Linked DNA regions of Mus musculus: region 1 is linked to region 2. The links are chromatin contacts, found by Hi-C or POLR2A ChIA-PET in ENCODE. All regions are on one chromosome and are shown on one strand. Each heading gives the region's core, a stretch centred on a gene start or an enhancer-like site at or near the end of the contact. The rest is flanking DNA. Distances are from core to core; before and after follow the strand shown. Region 1 overlaps Gm32838 (a long non-coding RNA gene). Region 2 holds the start of Bhlhe41 (basic helix-loop-helix family, member e41).

Evidence for each region. Hi-C counts contacts between places; a loop is a spot of excess contacts on that map. ChIA-PET counts read pairs that join two places held with the same protein, here RNA polymerase II (POLR2A).
Region 1: a map of left cerebral cortex shows a loop between it and region 2 (4-fold over the local background). The contact joins the enhancer-like site here to the promoter of Bhlhe41 in region 2. A Hi-C loop is called at or near these places in 1 of 37 maps with a recorded cell type or tissue (left cerebral cortex). POLR2A ChIA-PET finds 5 or more read pairs at or near these places in 1 of 5 experiments (Patski).

What each region holds. Positions count from the first base shown.
Region 1 is chr6:145,996,952-146,000,113 of GRCm38, reverse strand. The region is part of intron 2 of Gm32838 (a long non-coding RNA gene); the gene reads right to left. Gm32914 (a long non-coding RNA gene) reads left to right here. Exons shown (of 4, transcript XR_869600.1): 4 at 1-578. Among named protein-coding and RNA genes, the nearest start is that of Gm32914, 16 kb to the left of the region's middle. Within about 2 kb of position 1,358, at least 1 of the 3 ENCODE cell types and tissues checked has a DNase peak (open chromatin) inside an H3K27ac peak, as active enhancers do.
Region 2 is chr6:145,864,047-145,867,214 of GRCm38, reverse strand. Bhlhe41 (basic helix-loop-helix family, member e41) reads left to right here and starts at 1,795. Exons shown (of 5, transcript NM_024469.2): 1 at 1,795-2,009; 2 at 2,155-2,218; 3 at 2,532-2,639; 4 at 2,973-3,084. The coding sequence starts at 1,948.

The sequences.
Region 1 (3,162 bases), core at 109-2,608, 130 kb before region 2:
CTTAGTTTCTTTACTCATTGCTGGAACGGAGCGCTTGACAAAGGCACCTTAAAGGGGGAAGGAATTGCTTTGAATCACGGTTTGAAGATAGCGTCCATGGCTGTAGGAGCTGGAGGCAGCCGCTCTCCGGGCGTCTGCAGTCAGGAATCACAGAGAGATGGAAGCTAGTGCTCGGCTTGCTTTCTCCTTGTTATTCAGTCTGGGCCCCAGCCCATGGGATGGTTCTGTTCGGTTGGGGTAGATCTTTCCTGTCAATGAATCCTGTCTGGAAATTTCCTCATAGCATGCCCAGAAGTTTGTCTCCTATGTGATTTTACAGCTTCCCCCTTTGATAATATTAACTACCACAAGGTTCATCAGGCAAGTCACCCTGAACACACCGACCTGCCGCAACATCAAACACATCTGACCAGCTTCATAAGAGGCCCCACATGCCCTTCCAGATTTTCAGGGGCTTACAGAAGAGAGACTGGGAAGATGCTGGCTTCATGACGACACATGGAAAAGCGTGATGGTGTGGGGAGAGGGCTGTCACAAGAAAGCATTTGCTGATATAAATTTATAAATTTTCAAAATGATATGTACTTTCCTGTGTGTTTTGTAGGGTGCGTGTGCCTCAGTGAACACAAGGAGCAATTTTCAGAGCCAGTTCTCCCTCCCCGCCATGATGGTTACTAACATCAACCGGACAGACTGTGGACTCCCTTAGGAGACAAACTTCAGGGATTGAATTCTGTTTTTATTTTTACCTCACAACACAAACATAAGATATCTCCCCACCCTTTGATAAAGCAAACCTTCTGACCTCTTAGTTGGTATTAACAGGTCCCTTTCCCGACCCACCCTAGGATGCACTTCACCAGTTTAGGGTTGAATGATATTCAGCAAAAATTCTCTCTCATTCCGAAGACTTTTCCTTCATCTCCACTCTCCTGGACCTTGGCGGGGCCTGGTAAAGCCCTGAGGCTCTAAGGATCCCTTAGTAGGTCAGCCACAGTTCAAACCGTGTCCTCATTAAGTGCACAGCTGGGCTTCCCACCAGAAAGCCTCCCTAGTCAGCCCTTGGGAAGCCCCAGGGAACCTGCATTTCAGACCCCAAGGTAGTGCCTCCCCGACTAGCTTTCCATGTTTTACTCCAGGTTTGGATGAAGCAATACAAGGGAGAAATCCATTCTTTCTGCTCCCTCACTCTGACCGTGACTCATTACTTAGCACAGACCAAATGGTTCCCCACCTCCCAGGGAGGAGGCTCGGAGCCCGGAGCCCGTTACATAAGTGGCTTCCACAGCTGCTGCTGGTAATTGAAAGTGAAGCTCTTCTGATGTGGGGCCTGCTGGGAGTGGTGTGACTCTTTCCTCACCCCGTGATACCATCTTTATGGGAGAGGCTCCCAGAGCCAGGGTGTGGTGTGTGTCGGGAGTGTCCTGCACAGTAGGCCTAACTTCTGAATAGCTTGTGCTTTCTCCCTTGTTAAAACATGGCCCTTCCACGTCGTCTCTGATCTTAATCTCCCAAATGAGCTGGAGCTGAGCTTCACGAGGCAGGATTTGCCTGGCTCTGCAAAGCTCAGGAGGAAATGTGGCTTGGGGTTTCTATGCCCAGAGACCCACCCAAGAAGGACCACCCAGGAACACCGTCTCTGGGCAAGGAATTGCAAGAGCTGTGCTTACGTAAAAATCTCAGAAGAGGGATCCCGGACATCAGAGCTGACTTGCAAGGCCCAGGGCAAAGGAGACTAGTTTGATCTGATTCTGGAGGAAAGTGACTAAATGGCTCTTGAAAAAAACCTAGGGATCCTGTCTAGACTCCCCCACCCCCACCCCAATCCTGGCTTCCCTACTGACACTGCCAGGGAATTGCTTTTAAGGAGTTATGGGAAGCCAAACATACCCCGATATATGTCCACTTCCAGGACCTATTTAATGCAGAGATGGTGAGGCTTGCAAGACCCTTACATGGAAATGCATGCCCACAGGGGAAGTCTGCCCAGACTGAAGGTTAGCTAAGGTCAGGTGCCAGTTCTGGTTCCCCAGCAAAACCCTGTTTCACTGGACCTCAGTGTACACTTCAGCTGAACTGCAGGATTGTTGCGCGCACTCAACAGGCCAGGAAGAACGACGCTGCTACAGGATCCTTCTGCACACGTTTATTCAGTCCTGTTTCTTCTTTCTCCATATATCTCCCCTGTTTATATCTCCCCTGTTTATATCTCCCCTGTTTATATCTCCCCCGAACCCTGGGCCTCTCACTCTTTTATACTCTCAGTTCCCATCCACGCACCAGCAGGCCACGCCACCTCACCAGGGTCACGCAGCTTCAGCTAATCAGGGCAGCAGGGGCAAATCTCCATCAGACTGGATTCACCTGTATCCTGGTACACCTGCCCAGCACTCAAGATGTTTGTGTCTTATATGAGGAAGTCAGGTGCAAGTCATATGACTTAGCTGCAGTCCCTGGCGCCTTTGGGACTGCCGCCACACCCGCTCCCCACAATTCCCCCTTTTTTCTTTTTTGGCAGAGAGAATGTCTGTAGATAGCCCCCCGCAGCCATGCCCCTTACCCGTCCTTGGGTGACAAACAGCATTGGTTTGATCCCTGTCTTAGGTTGGTGACATGCCCAGGGAGTCTTATCACTGACTACCTCTCTATCATGCCAAGCCACACCTGGGGAGATTGTGTTTTGCTTGTGGCAGGTGCATCAAAAGGCCAGGATGTTGATTAATCTATGGCCAGATCTTAATTGCTGCAAGCAAGCCTCATGGGTGAAGGTAGAGGTCTGATCCCCAGTGTGCAAGCATAGGGGCCCTACACAAAACCATCCCTTAGGCTCATCACCCAGAGAGGTCTTGGCCAGCTCCCGTGTCGTTTTTCCTAGGGGAAGGGAACTAGGACACTGAACCTTCATGCAATCAGACGTGCCTTCCACAGGATGCCAACAGCAAGCTATCCTCTGTGCAGTGCTTAGCCTCGCACCCCACGGCATAACGCAGCATAATTTCTTTTAGAGCGGCAAACCGAATCTGAGGAGATTGTCCCGCCTCCACTGCAGCAAAAGCCTATGCTACCATGGCGAAAGTGCGGACCGCACACTCTGCACCTAACACATGTGCCCAACACAAAACACACACACACTATAACAAGCACACATCCCAGGGCTCTCAT
Region 2 (3,168 bases), core at 546-3,045:
CCTATCCCATAATTTTAAAAGGGGGATTGACCCTAAAGTATGTTTGGAGACCACGAACTTTCAGAAATCCAGTAGACAGAGGGCTGTTATTGCTGCTATTTTTTATTTTATTCACCTTAGCCTGCTGCTACCTAACCTGGCCAGTTAAGAACTGGAGGAAGCCAGGATGCTTTACTGTACTAATAAACTGTTGAGAGCTCTAACTTGCCTCAGAATCAGAAAGATAACCACTTAGAGACAAGAGAGGGAGTAAGGGCTTAGAATAAAAATCCAAATCTGCATTTAAAAAAAATCACTTTCACTGTTATCATTAATTAATCGCCTGCTGCAAAACAAGCCCTGTCGTCCTACTCGAGGAACCAGGGAGGGTGCTGGAAAGGAACTCATCCCGGCAGCTCCGCCCAGGACTTGGGCTCCAGCGCCGCGCGGCTAGGCGGGGAGGAGGCTCCCGGCACGTGACCCGCTCCAGCCGCCCTGGCCCGCGACCCAGATCCGTCCCCGGAACCCAAGCGCCGCTGCCCTGGCCCTGCTGCGCTCCAGTGCGCGTGCATTTGGGGCCCAGGTTCCTTCTCGGTTCTCGTGCCGCTGGCGATAGCGAATGTCCGAGAGTGAACGTGATTGTCAATTCTGAGAAATTAGTGTAGGAGCAACCTGGGGTCTCCCTGCCCACGGGGATGGAATTCAGATTCTTATTTAGCTTGAGTTGTGGGGACACTGAGCACCTGGGGACGGCTGTCCCCAGCTGTGTGGACCGAGCTCCCGAGGACACGGGGCGCGCGCACGGCATCCCTGCGCGCTGATGTGGCAGCCGCCGCAGGTCGCATCACGTTGCCGGCCCTGTGCTGGTACCCGCTGGAGACAGGATTAAGGAGGGAGGCCGCGGAGGTGCCAGTAGTAAACGTGGGCTCGCCACACTCTCGGCGTGGCTTATCGCACGAGGGAGACGGGAGGCAGCACAGTGTCTCGCAGGCTGGGGCGGGCAGGACCCGGACTGCGTGGCTTTCCCGCAACAGTCCTTGCGTGCCTCCTGCCCTGTGCCACCCTTCCCCCTCCCTGCTCTCCCCCGGGAGCACCCGAGGCCCCAAACGTCATCTGCCTCTGTGTGATTAGTGTCACCGCAATTCCGGCTGCTGCGGGAAGTTTAGGTGGCCCGGGGACACTGTTGCCAGAACCACTTGGTATGCGACATTCTGAATCAGTGTCTACATTTTCACTGATCTTAAATCCGGGAAGCAAATTGCAAGTCACCCCCTTTTCAGGGTAGGTCTCCAGCCTGACCTAAAGGGTGTCTTTCTACCCGACCCTTCTTTCACCCCTGGCCAGTAAACAATGAGCAAAATCTCCGAATTTTCCTTCCCCGCTCAAGTTTAGCCACCACGAATTCGCGTTCTTTCTCTGGCCCAAACCAACAGCAATTGGTGGGAAAGCCAAAGGCCACGTCCTCGGTTCTGCACCGAGATGCTGGACGAGCCGGGGGAGCCCCTCGTCCCGCCCCGCCCCCGCGCCCTGCAGCGCCTCGGGGAAGACGAACGGCTCGCCGGGTGGCCGCTCCTTCCAGGTGGCCCCAATCAGGTGTCCCCGCCCCCTCCCGGCCCCTCCTCCCCGCCCCCCTCCGGGCTGGACCGCGGATGGTACGTTCCGCACGTGAGCTGGGTGCTGGTCTGGCCGGCGACGCGCGTGCCCTGTGGCCAAACACTGCCCGGAGTGAGAGCAAACTACCAGCGCAGTGCGTGTGTGCGCGCGGGTGTGCGCGCGCGGGTGTGCGAGAGGGCGAGCGAGCGAGCACGGGGCGGAGGGGCGGCCAACTGCTTCACACTTTCAATACTGCACTGAAGAGGGAGAGCGAGACAGCCTGGAGACGCACACATCCCCCCAAAATCTCTCCAGGCGACCGTCCCACAGATTACAGGACAGAAACCTCCAAATCGAAACGGACAGCCATTGAACATGGACGAAGGAATCCCTCATTTGCAAGAGAGACAGTTACTGGAACATAGGGATTTTATAGGGTAAGGTGTACGCACCGTTGCGAATATCTGTCTAGGCGTCGGTTTGGCTTTTTTTTTTTTAATCCCCTGCACAAAGTGATATGGAGCGGGTGAGGGCAGAGCCCCTCCCGGAATGGGGGCCTGATGCTGATTTCTGTTTTTGCAGACTGGACTATTCCTCTTTGTATATGTGTAAACCCAAAAGGAGCTTGAAGCGAGACGATACCAAGGTAAGTCTTAAGTTTCCCATAACCTGCCTGGATAGTTAATTAGGGCCATTGATTTCGCAAGGAAACTCTGCCCGCAAATATATTCCAGCCCTGAGCTTTCCTAACTGTGAATTTTAAGTGGCTTGCTGGATACTCCGGGGGATATTCAACACCGCACCTGAATTTAAATTGCATTTTAGAAGTCTAGAGGAGAGAGTTCTGGGCATTAGTTCATTACATAGTGTGTTTGGGGGTTGGGGTGGGAGGGTTCTATCCAGTAAGTGAATGAATGTTTAGCTCACTGCTGTATCTTTTCTCTGGCTCGTGTATGAAGGATACCTACAAGTTACCGCACAGATTAATAGAAAAGAAGAGACGAGACCGAATTAATGAATGCATTGCTCAGCTGAAAGATTTACTGCCCGAACATCTGAAATTGACAGTAAGATGCACATTTTCATTCTCCTGATGGACTCCGGGGTGTATTTACCTGATAAAATTCCCAGAGATAGGATAATAAATGTAAATATTAAGAGGCCTGCCTTCTAACTTGTGCTGTAACTAAGAGTTTCCCAGAGACTCAGAACAGGGGCTCCGGGCTAATGGCAGAGATCATTGACGACCTGACTGTGGGGAGCTGAGCAGCGCTTCCTTCCCAGTGGTGTGTGTGTGTGTGTGTGTGTGTGTGTGTGCCTGTCTTAAGTTGCTGGGCTGCGTGGAAATAAAAATGCGTGTTTTAAAGTAACCCCTGTCCCCCTTTGTCGCACCACTGCAGACACTGGGGCATTTGGAGAAAGCAGTAGTCTTGGAATTAACTTTAAAGCACTTGAAAGCGCTAACAGCCTTAACTGAGCAGCAGCATCAGAAGATAATTGCTTTACAGAATGGTAAGTGGGTCTGAGGAAGCCAGCCTGCCCTGATACAAAAGGGGGTAACGCTGGGGGCGCAACGCTAGGACTCCCCCGCTGCGT